Linked DNA regions of Homo sapiens: regions 2, 3 and 4 are each linked to region 1. A link is a contact called in ENCODE Hi-C or POLR2A ChIA-PET data. All regions are on one chromosome and are shown on one strand. Each heading gives the region's core, a stretch centred on a gene start or an enhancer-like site at or near the end of the contact. The rest is flanking DNA. Distances are from core to core; before and after follow the strand shown. Region 1 overlaps DTNB (dystrobrevin beta). Region 2 overlaps DNMT3A (DNA methyltransferase 3 alpha). Region 3 overlaps LINC01381 (long intergenic non-protein coding RNA 1381). Region 4 overlaps DNMT3A (DNA methyltransferase 3 alpha).

Region 1 (6,084 bases), core at 1,088-3,587:
ACATACTTGTGAACAGAATAGATATGAATACATCATCTGTTTTTTCACTTAACGTTCTATTAAACATCTTGTTTTGTACAAATTCTTCATTTCTAATCCTTTTAACAGCTGCCTGATCCACTGAGCGAAACCACCATGATTTATGCCTCCCTCTATAAAACACTGAGACTGCTTTTATCACTGTATGCAGTCTCATATTTTTTCTTAGAAACAAGCGTTTGTTTGTTGCTCTTTGTTATTCTAATCTAGACTGACAACTATTACCCTACATGCCATTCTCACTTCCCTTCCTCCACCCTTGACTACCTCTTCCCATTTTTAAAAGGGGAGAGGAGTAACCCCTTAAAAATGAAAAATCCAGTATCAATAAAATAACATGAGAAAATAAAATAATTTAGCTATAGATCATCATTGCTACAGTCTCCAACTTCATCATTTCCAACAAAAACTCCTATAATGTGCAACATAGAAATATTTACCCATTGCCTTATCATTTAAATGATGTATGACATTTAGTTAACTGTCTTGAAAGGGACACTTCTAAAGTTTTCAGGTTAAAACATTTTTATGCAAACTTCTGAGTATAGTTACAGAGATATTTTATCTGACAAGGGCAAACATACATTAATCAGAGTTACAGAGTTGTTGTAACTGAAAGGGGCAGTCTTTCAATTATTTTCACACTGAATTTCCCCACATCACAGATTTATTTTGGACTTTGAAAATAAGAGTAATTTATAATGACAAAATAATATAATGTTACTCTGCTTTTTCTTAGAGATATTTTTATTTGTTATGGATAAAGGAAAGATTAGAAAAACTTCAAATATTCTGAAATACTATATTTCTCTCATTGCAAAGATTATTTCCTTTGAAAAAATCATGGAATAATATCAGTGAAAACGAGGATGCAAATACATTATGAAGTTTAAGCTTTCATTAGAATTCAAACCAAAATTACTAATTTTCTCATGTCATACTTAACTTAAAATGCTTCATTAAGCACGGGCGGCCAGGTGCGGTGGCTCACACCTATAATCCCAACACTTTGGGAGGCTGAGGCAGGCGGATCACTTGAGGTCAGGAGTTTGAAACCAGCTTGGCCAACATGGTGAAACCCCATCTCACTAAAAATACAAAAATTCGCCAGGTGCGGTGGTGGGCACCTGTAATCCCAGCTACTCGGGAGGCTGAGGCAGGAGAATTGCTTGAACTCAGGAGGTGGAGGTTGCAGTGAGTCGAGATTGCGCCACTGCACTCCAGCCTGGGCGACAGAGCATGACTCTGTCTCCAAAAAAAAAAAAAAAAAAAGTTTAAAAAATCATTCAATTAATCCAGGAAATAGTATCGATCGTTTTCCAGACACTGTCAGTCACTGGGGATGGAAAGCTGAAGGAGAGCAAGGTCCCTCCCTTCAGGGCATAACTGAGCTGTAGGTAACATGTCATGGAAGTAGAGAAGAGGACACAATCCTAAGATGAAAGATTAAAAACATCAAAGAAGAAGGCATATTTTTGCTAGGATGTGGAATCTGAAGCCTTTTTTGGAGGAGAGACAGAAAGTCAGGGGTTACTGGCATTTCAGTGAGAACTAAGAATATAAACAAAGACAAAAAGTTTGACTGCTTTGACTCACTCAAAACAGGTTACTCAAAACAAGAGAAATGCAAATCAAAACTACACTGAGATAACATTTCTCACCCATCAGATTGGCAAAAATTCAAGTGTGGGAACATGTGCTGCTGGCAAGGCTGTGGAGACACAGATGCTCTCGCACAACACTGAGGGGGATGTAAACAGTGCAACCCCATGGCCCTGTGGCAACAGCTAAAAAGATCCCATGGTATGCTAAGGGTAGGAACAGGAGAGGGATGGGGTAGAGCGGGAGCAATCAGGAATGGCGGTGAAAAGGTAGACTGTGGTTCGACTGCTGAGAGCCACAACGTCATGCTAAGCAGCTTATCCAGCAGGCAATGAGGAGTGAGTCGAGTTTTTTATGAAAAATAAGGACATCAACAGAACTGTATTGCAAAATGATGATTTAAACTCAAATTTGCTTATGATTAAAAGGAATAATAAAACCAACATCTGAGAAAGCACACTCCTCTTCCTTAGGCTGCCATTGAGCCACTGAATAAAGTGACGAGAAGACCAGGGTCCTTCGTTTTTTGGGTGATGAATTTTTCTGCTTTACTTGAATACTAGTTAGTCATACATAAAGCAGTAAGGCAGAGGGGACACTGGAAGTCCAGAATGGGACTGCACACTGGACTGTGCCACCAATGAACACCAAGAATGACCTGGACCGACAGCCCCACACCCCACAGGCTGGGGAACTTCTTTCAGCTCATGAATCATCAGTGGGGAAGCGGGGGGAAGGGGTGCTTTCCTAGAGCATGTGGACAGCAAGTACTGCTAACAAAAATCCTTTTCTAAAAAGAAAACAATCTTGAAGCCACTTGTCATTTCTATGTAAGGATTCATTTAGTAAGACACTCTCTCCTTCACAGGCCCAACTAGAATAAAATCTCACTTCTAGGTCTCTACAATTTTGTTCAATCTAAGTATGCTAGTGAGACAGGCCTCATTACTATAGAGACCTGATCATAATAAAACCCATTCTACACCCTGCATTTCATCCCATCTAAGATGCACTTATAAGATCACTTGTAAGACACACCATTATTTTTTTTTCTACCCCTAAGAAAGAAAAGCACTCAGCCAATTTAACTAACTCAATGACTTAATTAAGCATAATCCTTCGTGACATGTGAATTGGTCACACCAGCCTCTTGATGAACTGAAATTCCTTTCATCTATTCAGGGGAACTTGGCAGTTTGGTCTACCTTCAGATGCAATGCTTTAGTGTGACAATAAATTATTTTGGTTATATCTCAGTAATAAAAAAATACAGCTTCATCTATTTGGGGATATCCTCTTTTTTAAAAAGGCTCTATAAAGCCTCCTTAAAAAAAAAAAGGCTCTAAAAAGCACCTGGTTGTTGCTTTGCAAAATAATATGGAATTCCTCCAATGCTGAATATTTGTTTTACTAACATCCAGTGTATTCCCCTCTATTCTGTCCACACCTTTCTGCATTTATAACAACATTGTCTTTAATGCCAAATCACAGTATACTCTCTTCCGAGAACTTTTTTTTTTTTTTTGAGACGGAGTCTCCCTCTATTGCCAGGCTGGAGTGCAGTGGCATGATCTCGGCTCACTGCAACCTCTGACTCCCAGGTTCAAGCGATTCTCTGGCCTCAGCCTCCCAAGTAGCTGGGACTACAGGCGCACGCACCACGCGCAGCTAATTTTTGTATTTTTAGTAGTGACGGGGTTTCACCATGTTGGCCAGGATAGTCTCGATCTCTTGACTCCATAATCCACCTGCTTCGGCCTCCCAAAGTGCTGGGAGTACAGGCGTGAGCCACTGTGCCTGGCCTCTGAGGACATTTTAAATGACAACACATGTAGTGCCAAAAGTGGATACAACTCAGTTGAAGTGACAACAAATGATCAGCTATGATCAAGTTCACACATGTGCAGGAAATGACAGCCCATCATAACCACTGCCTAACCAACTGCAATTGTGAGGTATCATTGGCTATATATCTCAACATCAGAAATATTAAGATATGAAAAAGTGTCTTCAAATCAATGAAACACTACTAATCCACACCAAAGTACACAGTAGCAAAGGGTTGCTAACGGAGATTATAAAATCTCCTTAATTAGAATACCTATGAAATAACAAATATAGATACACCTGCCAGGCAATGCTTGCCAAACTCTATTCAATGTCCAGGAAAACAAAGTCAGAACATCCAAAAGACATCTCACTTCAAAGTGAGGAGAAAAATCATTTCGCTACATAGCTGGAGAGAATATTTTGTCAAATGCAATCGGAGGACACCTCCAGGCATGAAATATTGTTGTTATTCTTAAAATTAACCAGCAATAGTATAATCCCATTTTTATACAATTGCCACTGCCTCCGTGAATCAAGGGAAATGTGGCATGGTGCCCAATAAAGTGTTATCAACAGTATCTCCTGCATACACTGATTGTAAGAGTGTGTCTACTTTCCTATCTGCTCACTTCTCCCTTTCTCTCCATTCTTTGCTTATTCAGGTTTCTTTTTCTTTTCTTTTTTTTTTTTTTTTTTTTTTTTTTTTTTTGAGATGGAGTCTCACTCTGTCGCCCAGGCTGGAGTGCTGTGGTGCCATCTCGGCTCACTGCAACCTCTGCCTCCTGGGTTCAAGCAATTCTCCTATCTCAGCCTCCTGAGTAGCTGGGACTACAGGCGCCCGCCACCACGCCTGGCTAATTTTTGTATTTTTAGTAGAGACGAGGTTTCACCACGTCGGCCAGGCTGTCTTGAACTCCTGACCTCAGGTGATCCACCCACCTCGGCCTGCTGGGATTACAGGCGTGAGCCACCATGCCCAGCCTCAGGTTTCCTTTTCATAAAGATAGGCATCAAATTAAAAATTCCGTGCAAGGTGGGTTGAACTCTTCGAACTAAAGTCAATATTGTTACAGGATTCCTGGGGTGATGCTTTTCCTTTGTGGCCAGTGGCACCTTTGCCGGAGTTTTGCTTGGGCCCACTGGACTCGTTCCACCCACTCGGCCTGGCAGGCTGCACTCGGCTCACGCTACCAGCCTGGATCCCATGCCTACCAAGGGCGAGCCATGTGCAGAGCAGTGAAGCGAGTGTGAAGGAGTGTGGGGTCCGGCCACTATGCACAGCCAGGCATGCCAGCTGCAGTGGGGCAGGCAGCTCCAGGCACCAGCACGGGCCCTGGCTCTCTGTGAGGTTGCACTGGACCAGGCATACTGCAAGCTGCTTCCACAGCTGGCACCAGCAAACACGGTGGCACCCAGAAGCTTGGAGATGCCAGGAACCACAGAGCCCCAAGGAGGGTATTACAGCCCCGGCCTGGGGAGCTCCTACATCTGGGCTCCCCAGAGGGGTACAGCTCTTTTCTCCTTCTTTCTTCTTCTTGTTGCCCACAACATGGCAAGCAAGGGGCATATTTCAGCCCTGTTTACGTTATAGCTCTTTTAGACTTGCCATTTTTTGGGTCCCGAGTTCCTGTCCCGTACCCAGGAAGACTGAGGTATGTGGAAAAGTGGAGGGTAAGCAAGGCAAAGAGGAACTTTATTGAGCAATAGAACAGTTCGGAGGAGACTCGCAATGGGTAGCTCCTCTCCACAGCCAGGGTGTCCTGACAAGTGTTCAGCTCTCAGCATAGAGGAGACTCTGGAGTGGGTAGCTTCTCTCTGCAGCTGATCGTCCTGATGTCTCTTCAGCTCTCAGCAGAGAGAAGACCCTGGCAGGGTAGCTCCTCTCTGCAGCTGGTTGTCCCATCATCTCTTCAGCTCTTAGCAGACAGGAGACTCTGGGGTGGGTAGCTCCTCTCCACAGCTGGTAATCATTTGTTCGAGTTTGGCTGAGTTTAGGGCTTTTGTGGGTCTTAAAGGGGAGGAAGCGCATGCTGACAGGTTCATGGGTGGCCATGGGTAGGCTTGGAAAAAGCACCACAAGTTCCCACTCCAGTCCATGGGACTAGCAGCCCGACCCCCAGGCTTCAGGCCCTCCCTGTCTTGAAGGTGGGGCTTCACCGGGGACCCACGCCCTTCCACCCAGGGGCCTGTCTGCCTCCTACTGCTGTTCATGGCACCCAGGTGTTCGTGCCAAGGGGCACCTGCAGGCCAGTGCCAAGCTGCCCTCAGGCCCGTGGCCTTCCTCCCATGCTCATCAGTGCCCAAAGTCCGGGGGTGCTGAGGTGGCAGGGGGCTGGCATGTCAGTGCTGCCCCGAGCGTGTGCACACCTGGCCAGGCTGCAACAGTGCCCGAGCTCGGCCTCAGCCTCGCTCTGACACTGGAGCAGGTGTTGGGAGCAGGGAGACGCCAGGCAGCGGGAGCAGGGAGATGCCAGGCAGCGGGAGCAGACACCTCCAAGCCTGCAGGGGCAAGGGCAGCCTTCCCAGGCCCCTGACAGTGCAGAGATGCCTGGTCTGCAGCCATGGCTTGACCGGCTGCAGCTGCGCCCAGGGAAGGCGAAGCTCCCACCCTGT
Region 2 (6,092 bases), core at 2,311-4,810, 290 kb before region 1:
CGTTCTCACAGGGGCAAGGAGAAATGCATCCTTTTCTCCTCTATTTTTAGAAGGGGAACCTGAGGTTCAGGCAGCAGCAGTTCAAGGTTACACAGGTGGTCAGTGGTGGAGCCAGAATTTGAACTCAGGTCTCTTGGACCCCAAAGACAGTGTTTTTCCTTCTGCCCTGGAGCGTGCTTCAGGCCAGGGGATGTAGGACTGCCGGCCCCTCTCCCCTCACTCGGCTGTGCCCCTCTTCTCTGTCATTGTCTAGGTGATGTCCCCACACTCCTGTCCCTGACTTCCTTGTACCTTTTCACCCGAGTGCTTCACTCCACCTCTCAGCGATGTGGCTACCCTCTGATTCCAGAGACTCACAAAGATGAGTCAAAGGGTTGCTGGGTCTTTATTTGCTACAGGTGGTGGCTCTTGTCCTCAGAAACTGGACGGGGACAGGGGGAGTTTGCTTAGCATATTGCACGTTGCCAAGCCTCAGGAGAGAGGCAGGGCACGCTGCAAATGTGGAGTCACCAGTGTGCTCTGACTCCGGCCTGGCTCTCCTCCCACACCTTCTCCATTAAGGTGCCCTGTGGGCAGAGGAGGGTGCAGGGGCCCTGGGAATCTGGAGTCTGCTGCCAGCCAGAAAGTCCTCTCTGAAGCCCCGTGTTATTTTTCAACATCACGTGAATTTTTCATTCCAGAATGAATTTCATTCATTACATATCCACGTTTGCTTTAATATTAAAAGGTTTAAAATTACTTACCAGTAAAATGACTTCACTCCGCCCCCCTGCCCCCCGCCTCAAATCTTCAGGCAGAACTGGCAGGGGTGCATCTCAGTACACAGCAGGTTCCCACACCCCCCACCTCCAGGAACTCACCACCCCCCCCGCCTCTACTGTCCCATTTCACTTCAGTCACCTTCAACCCGGCTCTCTACCCAAAGGGAGCAAGTCCTGGGCTCCATGCCTGCTGAGAACATTTCTTTGAAGGGCTGAGTAACAAATCCAGAGCCTCTGACTCCCCCTTACCTTCTTGCTCCAAGTTTACCATTCTCAGCTGGAAGGGGGGTAAAAGAAAGGAACCAGCTGTCTCTGGTGCTGGGAAATAATGACTGCTCCACATCTGAGTTTAAGACATAAACCAGTTAGGCTCCTACAGCCCAGGGGTCTTGTTCTCCAGAGCTGCCCCCAGGCCTCAGCGGCACTGGTTCCCAGAAGCCTGGCGCTGGGGCTGGCCCTGCAGCCTACATGCCTGCAGGACTTCCTTCCCCAGGGCCCTGGTTCTCCTGCTGCCTCACAGAGACTCCTCAGCCTGCATCTCCCCCTTCCCATTTGATCAGACTCCCAGGCCTCAGTTCCCTTCCTCCAGGTGGGGGCTGAGACCCTGGGTGAGAGTGTGGTAGGGAGGGGCCTTCATAGATAGTCCAGGGAGATCTTAGTCCAGCCTGGGATTCTGGCAGGCCCTCTTGCTTCCCTTCCAGAGGGAGGCCAGGAGTCAGGGGCCTGGTCCAAGTCTTAGGCCCAAGACCAACCAGCCAAGTCCCCTGGCTTCTCAGGGCCTCCACTTCTCTATGCAGAAAACAGGGAAATGTGGCCGGGCGCGGTGGCTCATGCCTGTAATCCCAGCACTTTGGGAGGCTGAAGTGGGCGGATCACTTGAGGTCAGGAGTTCGACACCAGCCTGGCCAACATGGCGAAATCTCGCCTCTACTAAAAATACAAAAATTAGCCGGGAATGGTGGCGCGTGCCTGTAATCACAGCTACTTGGGAGGCTGAGGTGGGAGAACTGTTTGAACCCAGGAGGTGGAGGTTGCAGTAAGCCGAGATCACGCCACTGCACTCCAGCCTGGGCAACAGAGTGAGACTCCGTCTCAGTAAAAAAGTAAATAAATAAATAAGAAAACAGGGAAATGTGAGGGTGGGATTTGAAGAATGGGGTACCTGCAGCTGGAGGGGTATACCCCATCACCTGGTCTTAAATGTCTCCAGGTCCCTGCAGGACATACATCACTGCCATCGACAGGCCAGGCACGTGTGTGTTGTGTGTGTGCACAGGAGGGTGTGTAGGATGTGACACTCACCGGGGGGTGCTTGCGCTTCCTCCCAGGCCGCCCCACCTTCCGTGCCGTGGTGCTGGGCTCTTGGCGCTCCTCCTTGCCACGCGGCTCCTCCTGCTCCTCTCCGTCCTGCAGGCACAGACACAGCCTGTGAGGCCAGAGGTGGATCCCAGCAGTGTAGCATTCCAGGCCTGTCTGGGGCTGGCCCTGGCTTCCCTTCCAGCCCCAGCCTCCTCCTGTCCCACGAGCCACACTTCCAGGGCTGTGTAATATGCCCCCACCAACTCCCCTCCTGCCTGATGAGGCTTGAGGCACCCCTCAGAGCCCCACTTAAAATATATCCTTGGCCAGGCACCGTGGCTCATGCCTGTAATCCCAGCACTTTGAGAAGCCAAGGCAGGAGGATCCCTTGAGGCCAGGAGTTTGAGACCAGCCTGGGCAACATAGTGAGACTCCATCTCTATAAAAATACCCACACCCATATATATATCTAAATAATATATTATTTAGATATCTAAATAATATATTATTTAGATATCTAAATAATATATTATTTAGATATATATTTAGATATATATTTATATATCTAAATAATATAATATATATATATATATATATATATATATATATATATATATATATATATATATATATAAATAATACATCCTTTGGGGAACTTCAGGGCAGACGCTGCTGTCCCCCCGGAAGGCATCTCTCTCTCTTTATGACCACATTTTCCGAACCATAAAATCATAACACAAGCTCTGATAAAGGATTTGAGTTAAAAGTTTATTTATATGAGAAAGCTTTTGTTCACAGATACACAATTACATTTGTGATCTACTTAATGAATCACCTTTATTGAAAATAAAATCGCTGGGCATGGTGGCTCACGCCTATGATCCTAGCACTTTGGGAGGCTGAGGCAGGTGGATCATGAGGTCAGGAGATTGAGACCATCCTGCTAACACGATGAAACCCCATCTCTACTAAAAATACAAAAAATTAGCCGGGCATGGTGGCACGCGCCTGTAGTCTCAGCTACTAGGGAAGCTGAGGCAGGAGAATTGCTTGAACCTGGGAGGCAGAGGTTGCAGTGAGCCAAGATCACGCCACTGCACTCTAGCCTGGGAGACAGAGCGAGACTGTCTCAAAAAAAAAAAAAGAAAATCAAGTGAAAAGAAATATTAAATTTAGCAATATCTATTTGAAGTCCAGGCAATACTCGAAATGGACAACTATGGAAAGTGGAGGACTTGTACAGCTGTGAACACCCCTGCCATGTGGAGCTGGCACCGCGCATGCCTGTCAGCCTGCAGGAGGATCTCAGGGACCGAATCTCAGCTCCTCTCCATCTCTTGCATTCACCGAGTTTGGAACAGAAGTTTGTTTTACTCCCCGCCCCTCACATAACACCTGTGCACGGCTGGGCCCTGACATGCTTGTCTCCTGGGGCACAGAGACATAAACCTAGAAAGTCCTGCCTCACTACTCCAGCCTGGCCACAAACCACCCACAAGTCCCTTCTGACTCAGCTGGGCTCTGGCATGACTAATCCCCAGCAGAAATGATGCTGGGGAAGTGGGGAGAAAGACGTCCTGACCCTGCAGATGGGCCACAGGCTGCTCTTCATACCCTGCACGATGTCAGGAGCCAAAGATGGCTTTTGGGCCCTCCCCAAGGAGGGGCCAACCCAGGGCAGTGCTGGCAGCACAGAGGTAGAAGAGGGTCCACAGCTCTCCTGGAGACCTGAGTAAGATGGCCCTCAACAACCTACTCAACTTTCATTTTCTGTGATTGCAAAATACCTTGTGGTTTGCCACATTAATTTTTAGGTGACAGTGGGACACACAAATGGAAACCTACTGTGACCAGCTGTAGACATAAGACCAGCGGGAAGAGCATCCCTGGCCCCTCCATCCATCCTCCAGCTGAGGCATGTCTGCAGGGCAGACCATCATGGCTCAAGTTCTGGGAGGCCTCCAAAGACATGCACATGGAGGGTGAACAGAGGTGCCCGGTCTTAGCATAGGTGGTGGCCACAGTCAAGCTGGAGAGAGGCAGAGCTCACACAGGAGATAGAGAGAGAATGCTCGGAGGTGCAGAAGAGGACCCTGGTGTGTTGTGGGAGCAAGGAAGGGGAGGGCTGCCAACACTGGAGACCAAAGCTGTCTGAGAAAGATACTGAGGATGAGGAGGCTTGGCTAGGGGTCAGAATGGCTGACCTTCAAGAGCACTGTCACTAAGCTGTGCAGAGTGACACGGCAGTGAGGGCTGGAGAAGGACCAAAGAGGGCAATTTAAGGAGCACAGCAGAGGAAGCATCTGGAAAGGATGCCAGGGGACTGGGGAGCCCCGTGCCGTCTGTGGAGGGAGAGGCCAGCCCCGAGGCCGGAGATCCTTCAGGGGCTCTTTTCAGGAAAGCACAGCAGACGGGCGGTGAGGGCAGAAAGGCTGTGGGAGGAGGAGCAAACTCGCGGGAGCCTTCATGAGGGCTCAGGGTGCCCAAGGGCACACGCCCCATGGGAGGGGAGGCCTGCTGCTTCTGAACCATCTTCTGAAGACCCCAGACCCCCGAGTGTAAGAAAGGATCACACAGAGAGGACGTATTGCCAGTGCAGCTTAGTATTTGTGAAGGTTCTGATTGGATCTACACAACTGCTAAGAATTTCAGGCTGAGGTGGGGCTTCTAATCCGATTCAACCAGTGCCAAATGGGCACCGTCTTGATCAGCACTTGTAAAATCATTAGGGGTCATGTGAGGTCATGGAAAAAGCAAAGTGGGCATGAGCCCAGCTTGTCCATTTCCTAGTTACAGGAGCAGCCTCTCGGAGCCTCAGTTTCCTCATCCATAAAATGGGGGTAGGGAGGTGTCCATCCTGTCTGCTTCTCAGGTTTTGAGAAGACAGCTTCACAAAGGGTCTGCCCCTTTGTCTGTTTTGTTTACTGCTGAATCCCCAGCGCCTAGGGCAGATTCTGGAAAAACTCCTACTGCCCATAAATTCTGGGCTTTAAACTATTTCTTTAACAAGCTGCATTTGTGACAGAGGGAGTCATTTGACTTTCTTTTATTCTGAACTAATCAGAGATGTGAAAGCCAACCAGAGCGTCTGATCAGTGAAAGGGAACCACAGTTACCACACAGCAATGACCTAAAAATAAAGACGCTTGACATTTCACGATGGGCACCAGCTTCCACTGGGCATGCGGAGAAAGCCTTTGGGGGCCCCGACAGGCCACCCCTCTGCCATATGCAGTCCTGCTGGCATCTCTCACCTACACCACGTGTGCAGGGCCTGTAGGTGCTCGGCACATTTTTTTCCCTGTTGGATTCAATTCCGTGCAACCCAGCCCAGGAGGAAGGGGTGGACCCCCCGGTGCCAGGCCACCTCTCCAGGTCCTGACAGGTCCAGAGAGGGCGGGGAGTGCCAGGCAGGGGTGCTGTGTGTACCCCACACCTGGTGCAAGGAGCTTTACGGCTGGCCCAGCATTCAGGCCCCGCATGCTTCTGGGTCGTGCTTGGAGTCTCCACGAGAGCCAGGTCTGAACAACTCCTGGCCCTTCCCCTTGACATTTGGCCCTAAGAGCAGCGTTGTGAAAAGCATGTTCTCTTCTGCCAACTCTTCCGCGATGGAGTCTTAGGGCAAAGCGGGAAGCGATGCTTCTGCTCTGGGCCTGCCTGAGGTTCCCTCTGCGGAGGGAGGGGGCTAACACGCCAAGAAGGGTGAGCAGATGGCTTGGGCCGTGCCCCTCAATGGCTCCAAGGAAGCGTAGCAAGTGGTTCATTCTCGCATCTGTCACGGGGTCTGTTTTATTCCATATCTTTGCTGATGGGTTGAGCAAAGGAATGTAAAACATGCTTATCAAATCTGCAAGTAGCCCTGAATTAGGAGGCGTTGCTAATACTCTGAAAGAAAAGAATCTGATCCGTGGTGACATGGGACAGCTGAAGAACAGTAACACAGTTCGCGGGAACAGATTTGAGCCCAGGTTGGTTTCCTCATCTGTCAAGCCAGGGGACTGAATTCGTCCACACTTCCAGCGCAGAGGGGAG
Region 3 (5,623 bases), core at 431-2,930, 380 kb before region 1:
TAAATAAATAAATAAAAATAACAGAGGGAAATGTGGATACCCATAAAAAGGAGAACGCCATACGAGGACGCAGACACAGAGGGAAAGTGGCTGTGACCTTGATTTTGTACTTCTAAGCCTCCGGAACTGTGGGACAATAAGTTTCTGTGTTTTAAGCCACCTGGTTTCTGGTACTTTGTTATAGCAGCCCTAGGAAACTAACACCAACATTTCGATTTCAAAGTGTTCACACGTCTTCTTCTTCTTCTTCTTCTCCAGATATTATCAGCCAAGCTAGAACACAAGGCAGCCCACCAACCCAGCACAGATTTGAACAGGCAGCTGAGGAGAGAGCCTGGGATGCCAGCTCTGAAGTGTTCACCGCTAGAAGTGTTCCCTTGTCAAAGAAAGAAGCCATCCCTTGTCAGTAGATGGTCAGGAGTTCAAGACCAGCCTGGGCAACATGGTGAAACCCCGTCTTTACAAAAAAATACAAACATTAGCCAGGCGTGGTGGCCTGTGCCTGTGGTCCCAGCTGCTTGGGAGGCTGAGGTGGGAGGATCACTTGAGCCTGGGAGGTCGAGGCTGCAGTGCCACAGTGCACTTCTACCATCACTTGTCACGGCTCATTGAACCCATGTGACCCTGATCCAAGCCAGGCAACCACAGTCTCTGTCCCAGAAACTTGGTGTGAAGTCAGAGACAGAGTCAGTTGGTGCCAGTATAAGGACTGGAAGGTTATGAAGGCTGGGACATGAGACCTTTGGGGTCAGCCATGAGGGTGCCAGCTGGAAATCAGTGACCGAGGGCAAGGGAAGGAACCCGATCAACAGAAGGGCAGAGGCAGGGCATACACAGTCCCTGATGGAAGGATAGACAGAGAGAGCAGCCACCTGGGAAACCCTGCTTACGCTGATGCCCATCCTGCCTCCTACAACTGAATTCCATGAAATGCTGTCATGGTTATTCTAAGTCCCCCTTGACTTCAGCAGCTTTAGTGGGCTTCTGGGCCTTGCAGCCAAACCAGCTGCCAGGCATCCAGCCCAAAGTAGGTCCTCAAAGTATCCTGCCCATCTGCCTTTTAGGGCTGGGATTCCTTACTTTTGCCCAGGAAAGGCATCTTGGGGTGACATCTGGGAAGCAAGGATCACTCAGAAAAGAGGGAAGGAGCTGGGGCTGGGATTCCAACAATTTCACTGTGGCAGCATGTATGGTCCAGCCCTATGGCGCCTTGTTGGTTTTCTCTTCATGTGCGGAGACGAGAGATTGTAGAAAAATAAGACACAAGACTAAGAGAGAGTATGACAGACAGCTGGGCCCAGGGGGCCACTACCACCAATGTGCAGAGTCCGGTAGTGGCCCCGTATGTCTGGATGCACTGCTATTTATTGTATACAAGGCAAGGGGGCAGGATAAGGAGAGTGAGTCATGTCAAGTGATTGATAAGGTCAAGCAAGTCACGTGTCCACCGGACAGGGGGCCCCTTCCCTTTGTGGTAGCTGAAGCAGAGGGAGGACATCATGCATCAGCCTTTTTTCTATGTGCTTATCAGAGATCAAAGACTTTAATACTTTCACTATTTCTGCTACTGCTATCTTCTAAGGACTTAAGAGGGGAACCAGGTATATAGGCAGAACATGAAAGTGAACGAGTGTGACCACCGAAGCACAGCACCACAGGGAGACGTTTAAGCCTCCGGATGTCTGTGGGTAGACTGGCTGATGTCCAACCTCCCACAAGAGGCTGGTGGAGCAGGTGTTCTCTAACTCTTCCAAGGAAAGGGAAACCCCCTTTCATGGTCCGCTAAGTAACAGGTGCCTTCCCAGGAACACAAGCCCACAAGCGGCCTTTATCCGGGCGTGACAGAGGGCTCACGCTCTTTTTTTTTTTTTTTTTTTTTTGAGACGAAGTCACTCTGTCGTCCAGGCTGGAGTGCAGTGGTGCGATCTCGGCTCACTGCAAGCTCTGCCTCCCGGGTTCATGCCATTCTCCTGCCTCAGCCTCTCGAGTAGCTGGGACTACAGGCGCCCGCCACCATACCCAGCTAATTTTTTGTATTTTTAGTAGAGATGGGGTTTCCCCGTGTTAGCCAGGATGGTCTCGATCTCCTAACCTCGTGATCCGCCTGCCTTGGCCTCCCAAAGTGCTGGGATTACAGGCGTGAGCCACCATGTCCGGCCTGACAGAGGGCTCACACTCTTATCTTCTGGTCACTTCTCACAATGTTCCTTCAGCTCCTGACTGTACTGGCTGGTTATTCCTCGGTTATAATAGTAAAGCACAGATTAATACTAAAACTAATGATTGATAATATCCATATATAATCATCTCTATATCCTATTTCTAGTATAACTTTTCTTATTCTATTTTCTTTATTATACTGGAACAGTTTGTGCCTTCAGTCTCTTGCTTCGGCACCTGGGTGGCTTTCCGCCCACAGCAGCAAGAGTCATTGTTAGTAATAAGTCTTAATACTGTACCATAAGGTTGCAACTTGTTTATTTTTTTGAGACAGAGTCTCACTCTGTCTCCCAGGCTGGAGTGCGGTGGTGCAATCTTGGCTCGCTGCAGCCTCAACCTCCCAGGCTCAAGCGATCCTCCCACCTCAGCCTCCCAAGTAGCTTGGGACCACAGGCACGAGCCACAACACTCAGCTAATTTTTGTACTTTTTGTAGAGACAGGGTTTCACTATGTAGCCTAGGCTGATCTCAAACTCCTGAGCTCAACTGATCCATTTGCCTTGGCCTCCCAAAGTGCTGGGATTACAGGTGTGAGCCACCGCACCTGGCTACATCTCATTTATTGAGTACTCGTTTATATCCTCTAGTGAACACCTAATATACATATCTTAATCCTCACAACAGCCTAGGAAGGAGGCTACTAATTGTGTCAATTTTATTTGCTGAGTCTTTAAAAAGGTTGAGTTGATTATCACAGCTGGTAGAGGGCTAGGATTTAAACTCAATCTGTCTGCATTTTCTGCTTTGCCACACTGCACTCCTGCCATAATTAGGATCCATCTTCCTAGGGTTGATTCCTCCAGCTGCTGTGGCCTAAAAAATGTGAGTTAATTGGTTACAGAGTAGGGATACCATGTTTGTACTCTAATTTTTTCAAGAGCTGAGTGGTCTCAAAGTGGTCTGAGGACAGCCACCAGTAGCACTTTCTGTTGCCCTCTGTTGTTCCAAGTTCATCTCCCTAACTAGACAGCATGCTCTTTGATGGAGGGCCTCTGCTATCTTGACTTTTTTTTTTTTTAGACTGAGTCTCACTCTGTTGCCAGGCTGGAGTGCAGTGACGCGATCTTGGCTCACTGCAACCTCTGCCTCCTGGGTTCAAGCGATTCTCCTGCCTCAGCCTCCCAAGTAGCTGGGACTACAGGTGCGTGCCACGACACCCAGCTAATTTTTGTATTTTTAGTAGAGACGGGGTTTCACCATGTTGGCCAGGATGGTCTCGATCTCTTGACCTCGTGATCCACCCACCTCGGCCTCCCAAAATGCTGGGATTATAGGAGTGAGCCACCGTGCCCGGCCGATTTTTTTTACTTTATCCTGAAAACCATGTGTAACGGCCTCTGGTTGCTATTGTTTTAGTGCTGACCAGCCCCTTTCCATCCCATTTCCTTCTGGAAACAGGCTGCCCTTGGTCCTTCAGCCATAGCCCTCCAGCCTGGGCAATCAGACTACCCAATAATGAGATGGTGCCAGACTGAGCAGGACCAGTCAGAATTCTTCTCTGGAGTTGATAGAAGGCTCTGGGGAAAATTCCACCAAGGCTGTAAGCTAGGAGCATGTGAATTCAGGGATGTCAGGGGGCAAGTTTCCCCCACCTGGAGTCAGACTGTTTACAGAGGAGGCCAAGCAGAGCCAAACAAAAACAAGACAGACTTGAAGAGAGCACGAGAGAGCAAGAGCAAGAGAGGAGAGAGAGACAGTGCGAGAAGAGAGGAGAGAGAATCAAGTATTAGTTCCAGTTCCTAAGGTCTGTTCAATTCTGCGAACAATCCAGGCATCCTTCTGGACTCTCTCAGAGTCCATTTACTTTCTGTTACGCACTTGGTCCCGTAATATGTCACCATGACAAGCACAGTATGATTCGACTGCTGGGGTTCAAGGGGTGGAGGACGAGCTGATCAGAAAGTTTCTGTCATGGTGACAGCAGCCCAATTTCATGCTGGAAATGAAGGCAGCTCCTGCTGCTCCATCCAGCATTTGAGGGGCCCCTCTCTCTGCCCTTTGGATGTAGATAGCCCATTCTACGCAGCCAGACCTTTGCATATGGCCTTCAGCTATACAGAAATCCAGATGGCAGTTCTTGGGACCCTTTTCCTCTCATCAATCCCACCTCAAGCATCTTCCGCCTCGCAGCTCTTAACCCTCCCTATCTATTCCAAGCTCTGCCAAGCCCCATTTTATCAGCCAGACAGGATTCTGTGTTCCGCCTGACACATCTCCTGACCCTAACCCATGCCACTGCCCTCCCTCTCCTCCTCCAACTGGGCCTTCCTCCCACCTAGGCCATCAGCACGTTTCTGGACGTTCTCACTTCGAAATTGCTCCTTTATTGGCTTCTTTCCCAGGCTTGTCCACAGGCCTAGAGCGTCCTCTGCCTAGGATCCCCAGGGCCTGAGAGGCCCTTCCAGAGGGGCTGACTAGAGAGGCGTGGCTAAGTCCAGGGGGTGCTGCTTTTGTGGGGCAGGCTGCCTCCCCACCCCGAGTGACTCCAGTTCAAGAAGCACCGTGGCATGGCTCGGGGTCCAGCGGGCCCAGCCCAGCTCCATAGTGAGGAGTGCATAAGGCCTTCTGAAGGTGGAGATGCCAGCCAGCCACATCTACAGAAGCCCCAGCTCACAAAGAATGGCACATCTTGATCCATTTTTATTTACAAAACAAACTCTAAATGTGTTTGTGTGTGTATGCATATGTGTATATATACACACAGACTTACATATGTATGTTTATATACATCTACATGTATATATACATCTACATTGTATATACATTTACCTTCTATATAAATGTTACATTTATAGACATATACATTTATATGTATATACACATATATATTTACCCATGTATCTATAATATAATGTATGCTATATATAAGAAATCAAGAAGTAGGCCGGGCGCGGTGGCTCACGCCTGTAATCCCAGCACTTTGGGAGGCGAAGGCAGGCAGATCACCTCAGGTCAGGAGTTTGAGACCAGCCTGACCAACATGGTGAAACTCCCATCTCTACTAAAAATACAAAAAGTTAGCCGGGTGTGGTAGCGTGCGCCTGTAATCCCAGCTACTCGGGAGGCTGAGGCAGGAGAATTGCTTGAACCTGGGAGGTGGAGGTTGCAGTGAGCCAAGATCGTGCCACTACATTCCAGCCTGGGCGACAGAGGGAGACTCCAAACCCCCAAAAAAAACAAAATTGAGAAGTAAATATTCTAAAATGTCAGTAGTGGTGGGATTTTTAAAATAAACTTTTAAAATAAAAATTTTATTGACCTATACTTTGCATACAATAATCTGTACCTATATTAGTTGAGTTTCGATAACATACTCATGTAGCCACCAGGTGGTTCAGTATTTTATTTTCTTCTTTATGCCTTTCTTTAATTTCTAATTTTTTAAATTCAGTGGACAAGTGTG
Region 4 (6,043 bases), core at 3,544-6,043, 310 kb before region 1:
GGAGACTCTGGCCCCCCTTTACCCATGGAGGCTGTCCATACCAGTCCCCATGCCATCCTCCAGGTACACCTGTCAGCACCCCTGGAAAAACCACCTCGAAATCAAGTGTGTGGGCCCTTGTCATGGTGGAAATCTAAGATCTCATGTTCCCAGAGAAGTGGTCCCACATTCACCTACCTCCCAACTGCTTAGCCAGCCAGCAGGTATTCACTGGGCCTGTTCTCCCTGCCCATTGCATTAGGCCAGACAGAGGAAGATGTGATCAACACATAAGAAACAGTGAAAAATACCCTGATGAAATATGATTGAGTGCTAAGTAATATTAACCGTAAGGACAGTCTGAGTGCAGTGGCTCATGCCTGTAATTCCAGTACTTTGGGAGGCCAAAGCAGGCGGATCACTTGGGGTCAGGAGTTCGAGACCAGCCAGGTCAACATAGCAAAACCCCATCTCTACTTAAAATATAAAAATTAGCTGGGTGTGGTGGTGCGTGCCTGTAATTCCAGCTACTGGGAAGGCTGAGGCGAGGCACGAGAATCACTTGAACCTGGGAGGTGGAGGTTGCAGTGAGCCAAGAGACTGCACCACTGCACCCCAGCCTGGGAGACAGAGTGAAACTGTCTCAGACAAACAAACAAACCCCAGTGAGGGTTACAGGGATTCAGGGAAGGGAAGAGGTCATTGTGGACTGGAGAAATCTTGGAAACCTTCCTGGAGGAGGCAGCAGCTCTTGGCCTCAACCCTGAAGAATGGACTGGGGAAATCACAGCAGGAACGATGACAGGAAGGAAGGAAGGAGCATGGCAATGTCCCTTCCTAGGGGACACCCTTCTATTAGAGGACTGTAGTGAAAGTGGGGTGGGCTGATTGTGGAGGTCGAAGGGTTGAAGACTTGAGAAATAGCCAGAGGGTATCTGACATGATGGGGGAGACAATGGGGAGCCATTGGAGGTTCTATGGCAGGGTGTGATCATGATTAAAACAGAGCTTAGTCCTTACAGGACTAGTAAGCAGGTGAAGGAACAGCAACAGGAGATGGAACAGACAGAAGACAACAACTTCCTTCCCAGCTCCAGCAGGAATTCTCACTTCAGCCTCAGGGACTGCAGAAATGTCTCATTTTCCCCGTTCACTTATTTTCCATTTCTTTCATTTTGTGACATTCTGAGTCGTCTTAAATCTTGGGGGAGGGAAAGCCTGAAGGGGGTAATCTGGGAGAGGCTCACTCAGTAACTGTGGTCCAACAAGGGTGGGCAAGGAGAAGGAAGTTAAGCTGGGGAGTGCGTTCCCAGGGAAGAAGCCCCCCAGGTGGGGCACACAGCCTAGGGGAAGGGCTGGTGCAGCCTGGGGTCTGGTGGCAGCTCCTCCTTCTGGCCCCTGCCCCACCTTCCAGCCACATTTCCTAGCTGCTTTCTGCCCACACCCGCTGTGCACCACCACAACAAACTCCCATTCCTGAAAAGCCCAAGTGTCTTGTGCCTCGAGAGGTATGTGCCTGCTGTATTCCTCCCTCTGAAATGCCTTCCTCAGCCCTCCCCTAAATTCCAGTTCAACCGTCAAAAGCCAGAAGCCACCCCTGCTGATGCGTAGATGACCCCAGGCAGCATTCGTCTACGCCCCATTCAGGGCAGCTCTTTCTGCAGGTGCTATGAGCCCTCATCCTATCATGGGAAAACTAGGAATCCTCTATGCCTCTGGTAGTCCCAGTATCTTACATGTCACTCAGCTGTGGAGGCTTCTGGAAACCGGCTCAGTAAAGGTGCCCTGAATGAAAGGTTGCAGGCGTTGCATTCTGAGATTAGGAAGCGCTGGCTGGCCCTTCAAGTGATATTGCCTGGGGAACAGCTGGAGCTGGGTCCTGAAGGCTGGGTGGTTTGTCAGGAGGGGAGGTGCCTTTTTTGGGAGGAGGAGGGTACTTGGATCTAGGAGGGTGGGTAAGGGGTCAGTGGATCAACACTGGCAGAGGGTGGGGGGTGGAGATCTGGGGATGCAGCTAACAGAGGTTGCCGCTTGAGATCAGCTGAAGGAGGTGGGGAGGAACCTGCAGCGGCCTTGGGAAGGCCCAGGGAGGCAGTTTCAGAAGGGCTCAAATGTCAGAGAGCAAAATGAGACTGAGAAAAGAGGAGAAATGTCTGTGCTGTTGTTACACCACTTAGAAAACATTACAAAAAATTAGCCGGGTGTGGTGGTGCACGCCTGTAATCCCAGCTACTCGGGAGGCTGAGGCAGGAGAATCGCTTGAACCTGGGAGATGGAGGTTGCAGTGAGCTGAGATTGTGCCATTGCACTCCAGCTTGGGCAACAAGTGCGAAACTCCGTCTCAAAAAAACAAAAACCAAAAAACAAAAACAGGCCTGATAGGCCGGGTGCAGTGATTCATGCCTGTAATCCCAGCACTTCGGGAGGCCAAGGCGGGCAGATCACCTGAGGTCAAGAGTTCAAGACCAGCCTGACCAACATGGTGAAACCCCCATCTCTACTAAAAATACAAAAAGTTAGCCGGGTGTGTCAGCAGGTGCCTGTGATCCCAGCCACTCGGGAGGCTGAGGCAGGAGAATCGCCTCAACCCAGGAGGCGGAGGCTGCAGTGAGCCATTGCACTCCAGCCTTTGCACTCCAGCCTTGACAACAAGAGTGAAACTCCGTCTCAAAAACAGACAAACAAAGAAAACAGGCCTGATAGCAACAGCTACTACTCTTGAGTCTGAGGGCGACTTGGGAATCTTGAAAGCTACCTGTGTTTTCCCCATTCTTGATACCTGCATCTAGCCCCTTCCTAACCCCAGGCATAGCCCAGGAGGAGACTGTGTGACAGTCAGGGCCTGGGCCCCACATTGGAATAGGAAACGTAAATTCTAATTCCATTCTAGTCCTGTTCCCAATTCTTCATTGGGAGCTTGTGGCCAGTTATAAAACTCGGTAGCCCCAAGTCCCCTAGTCTGAAAATGAGATCAGTAGTTCTAAAACTTGTACTGGAATTCATGGATTCTTTAATTACAGCATAGGAATAAGGAATAATGTTATTAGCAGAAAATATATTTTGTTTGGAGATCTCCACATTGCAAGTCAAGTGTACTAAAGTCTTTTAAATTAAATCAACATTTTGGTTTTTCTAATAATGCCCACTGCTACCTTCATTGGTTGGGAGTGGGGATGCAAATGCCAAGGGTTGAAGACTTACTAGAAAATCTTTTGATAATTGCTGGAGCCAGGTGATGGCAATGGGAGGTCGTTACACTACTCTCTGCTTCTGCATATGTTAGAAAATGTTCATGAGTTTTACAAAGTCTGTTTTGTTTTTTTGAGACAGAGTCTCGTTCTGTCACCCAGGCTGGAGTGCAGTGGCACAATCTCGGCTCACTGCAACCTCTGCCTCCTGGGTTCCAGTGATTCTCCTGCCTCAGCCTCCCAAGTAGCTGGGATTACAGGTGCCCGCCACTATGCCCAGCTAATTTTTGTATTTGTAGTACAGATGGGGTTTCAACATGTTGGCCAGGCTGGTCTCAAACTCCTGACCTAAGGTGATCCACCCGCCTCGGCCTCCCGAAGTGCTGGGGTTACAGGTGTGAGCCACTGCGTCCAGCCCAAAAAAGTCTTTTTAAATTTTAGTAGAGACCTAAAATTGAGAAAATGTATCTATGATCTAATTTTTCCTGGGAGTTGAGGAAAGAACCCTTTTTTTCACTGTAACTGAGGGCAGGCCTCCATACTGCTTCTTCAAGGGAGCAGAGTTTGAGAATCATGGAATTTCTGAAAGTTCTTCCGGTTCCTAAAAGTCATAGTCTAAGCTTCTTGCCCCAGGGCTAAATGAGAACAGAAACACTTCGCTCACAGAACCAGGAGCTAAAAAGCAAAGCCCCTGTTTCTGGGTTGCGGGGAACCCAGGAGTGCAGCGACTGACTTGGAGAGAAGAGCCCCATTCCTGAATTTCCACCCCAAACACAACATTCCACGCACAGGGGTAAGTGCCTCTCCTCCCAGACCTCAGACAGGCTGCCCTTTCTCCGGGCTCTTCCGGGAAAGTAATTTCTGCCTTCCTGGATCCCAGAGGAAAAGAAAACAATCAAGCAGCCAGAACCCCCACCCTGTTCTGCACTTTCTCTTTTTTTTTTTTTTTTGAGACGGAATTTTGCTCTGTTGCCCAGGCTGGAGTGCAGTGGCTCAATCTCGCCTCACCGCAACCTCCACCTGTCGGGTTCAAGCAATTCTCCTGCCTCAGCCTCTTGAGTAGCTGGGACTATAGGCACGCACCACCACACCTGGCTAATTGTTTGTATTTTTTTTTTTTTTGAGACAGAGTTTTGCTCTTGTTGTCCAGGCTGGAGTGTAGTGGTGTGATCTCAGCTCACTGCAACCTCCGCCTCCCGGGTTCAAGTGATTCTCCTGCCTCAGTCTCCTGAGTAGCTGGGATTACAGGCGCCTGCCACCATGCCCGGCTAATTTTTTGTCTTTTTAGTAGAAACAGGGTTTTGCCATGTTGGGCAGACTGGTCTCGAACTCCTGACCTTAGGTGATCCGCCCGCCTCAGCCTCCCAAAGTGCTGGGATTACAGGCATGAGCCACCACGCCTGGCTAATTTTTTGTATTTTTGGTAGAGACAGGGGTTCACCAAGCTAGCCAGGCTGGTCTCGAACTCCTGACCTCCTTTCAGCTTCCCAAAGTGCTGAGATTACAGGTGTAAGCCACCGCGCCTGGCCTCTGTTCTGCACTTTCTCTAGAGAAAGCTCTCACACAAAGGCGAACAGACAAACAGGGCCGCCTTCCCCTGGAGGCCTGGGGTAAAGACGAAATGAGAGCTGAGTTCACGTGAAGTGCCCCACGTGGTGGCAGTTTCCTCTCTTTTCCTGTGCAGCTAGGTCACCACCCACTTCTCTTTGTACCCAGTTCTCTACTAATCAAACATACAAGACAGCTCAAAAATTGTGCGTGGCGAGTTGATTTCCCTCCTCAGTCTTTCAGCCTCCATTTTCTCACCTCTCTGCATGGCTGAAGCCCTCCACGGGCTGTTCCCACCTCCCCGACCCCCACAGAAGCTTCTCTATAAAGTCACCAGCTCCTTTCCAGGTTGTCCAACGCCATGGGCATGTCTCAGTGAATTCAGCTTTCCCTAGGGCTGGGCAGCCACCCTCTGGGAAAACCCCGTGCTTCCCCAGACACCGCTCTGTACTGCTTTCTCCCTCAGTCCCTACTGCCTGCCACTCCTCCTCTCCATGTGGCCCAGAAATGTCGGGGTTTTCATGGACATGTTCTGAGACTTCGTCTCTCCTCCTTCTCCCCTTGCTGAGCCCTTAAGTTCCCATGGATTTAAATGCCAGGGTTCTGCTCTCAAATCCCACCTCTGTCGCCCGTACTTCCCTACAGCCCAGACTCCAGGCACCTGGCATCTCACACGGAGCCCTCAATTCCCACCTGTCCCAAACTCATCCTCCCCTGGGTCTTCCCATCTGAGCAAATGGCACAACCATCACCAGGTGTTCAGGCCAGACCCCTGTGAGTCCTCCTTGAGTCCACCAGTTCCCCTCCCTGCCGGTCCATCAGCAAGCCCTAGCTATTCTAGCTCCAAAATACACCCCAAAGCTCTTCTCTGTCTCCACTGCTGCCTCTCAAATCCACATCACATCCTTCCTGTGCACAGAAACCTTCTATGGCTGCCCAGTATTGTCAGAAGTAAGCCAGCTTTTGGGCAGACTCTGCAGGTCTCCAACTGATGTGTGGAGCCCCGCCTGCCTCTCTGGCTGCATCTGGCCCTTTCTCCTTTGCCATTTCACCCTGGCATACAGTTTGCCAAACAAGTCAAGGCCTTGCTGGTGCTGTTTCCTCTGCCTAGAACACTCTCCCTGACCCCACTCCTCACAGAGCCAGCTCTTCGGTTCCTTCAGACCTTAACTGAAATGCCACCTCCTCCAAGAAGCCTGTCTTGACCACCCCAACTAAAGCAGGCCTCTGCTATCTTCTATTTCAGCCCCTTGTTTCTTTATGTTCTGCCTGTCTCCCCCATCAGAATGTCAACTCCATGAGAGCAGGAACCGTATACGCCCAGGGTC

What was found. A loop is a pair of places that touch in the nucleus more often than their neighbours do. ChIA-PET counts read pairs that join two places held with the same protein, here RNA polymerase II (POLR2A). Pooled maps may share reads with other maps.
Region 2: a loop to region 1 is called in a pooled map, with 5 times the contacts of the local background. The contact joins two enhancer-like sites. A Hi-C loop is called at or near these places in 3 of 37 single-sample maps with no recorded cell type and 8 of 50 pooled maps. POLR2A ChIA-PET finds 5 or more read pairs at or near these places in 6 of 52 experiments (WTC11, activated B cell, activated CD4-positive, alpha-beta T cell and 3 more).
Region 3: a map with no recorded cell type shows a loop between it and region 1 (8-fold over the local background). The contact joins two enhancer-like sites. A Hi-C loop is called at or near these places in 11 of 37 single-sample maps with no recorded cell type and 4 of 50 pooled maps. POLR2A ChIA-PET finds 5 or more read pairs at or near these places in 4 of 52 experiments (A673, HCT116, OCI-LY7 and 1 more).
Region 4: a pooled map shows a loop between it and region 1 (4-fold over the local background). The contact joins two enhancer-like sites. A Hi-C loop is called at or near these places in 1 of 37 single-sample maps with no recorded cell type and 6 of 50 pooled maps. POLR2A ChIA-PET finds 5 or more read pairs at or near these places in 2 of 52 experiments (activated CD4-positive, alpha-beta T cell and endothelial cell of umbilical vein).

Annotation. Positions count from the first base shown.
Region 1 is chr2:25,585,219-25,591,302 of GRCh38, forward strand. All of the region lies in intron 6 of DTNB (dystrobrevin beta), which reads right to left. Among named protein-coding and RNA genes, the nearest start is that of DTNB, 85 kb to the right of the region's middle. Within about 2 kb of position 2,338, at least 3 of the 41 ENCODE cell types and tissues checked have a DNase peak (open chromatin) inside an H3K27ac peak, as active enhancers do.
Region 2 is chr2:25,298,076-25,304,167 of GRCh38, forward strand. It overlaps DNMT3A (DNA methyltransferase 3 alpha), which reads right to left. Exons shown (of 23, transcript NM_022552.5): 3 at 2,064-2,168. Among named protein-coding and RNA genes, the nearest start is that of MIR1301, 28 kb to the right of the region's middle. Within about 2 kb of position 3,561, at least 6 of the 41 ENCODE cell types and tissues checked have a DNase peak (open chromatin) inside an H3K27ac peak, as active enhancers do.
Region 3 is chr2:25,208,716-25,214,338 of GRCh38, forward strand. It overlaps LINC01381 (long intergenic non-protein coding RNA 1381), which reads left to right. Exons shown (of 2, transcript NR_132378.1): 2 at 259-487. Among named protein-coding and RNA genes, the nearest start is that of LINC01381, 7.2 kb to the left of the region's middle. Within about 2 kb of position 1,681, at least 6 of the 41 ENCODE cell types and tissues checked have a DNase peak (open chromatin) inside an H3K27ac peak, as active enhancers do.
Region 4 is chr2:25,268,703-25,274,745 of GRCh38, forward strand. The region is part of intron 6 of DNMT3A (DNA methyltransferase 3 alpha); the gene reads right to left. Among named protein-coding and RNA genes, the nearest start is that of MIR1301, 57 kb to the right of the region's middle. RefSeq lists enhancers at 1,263-1,853, 4,348-4,848. Within about 2 kb of position 4,794, at least 19 of the 41 ENCODE cell types and tissues checked have a DNase peak (open chromatin) inside an H3K27ac peak, as active enhancers do.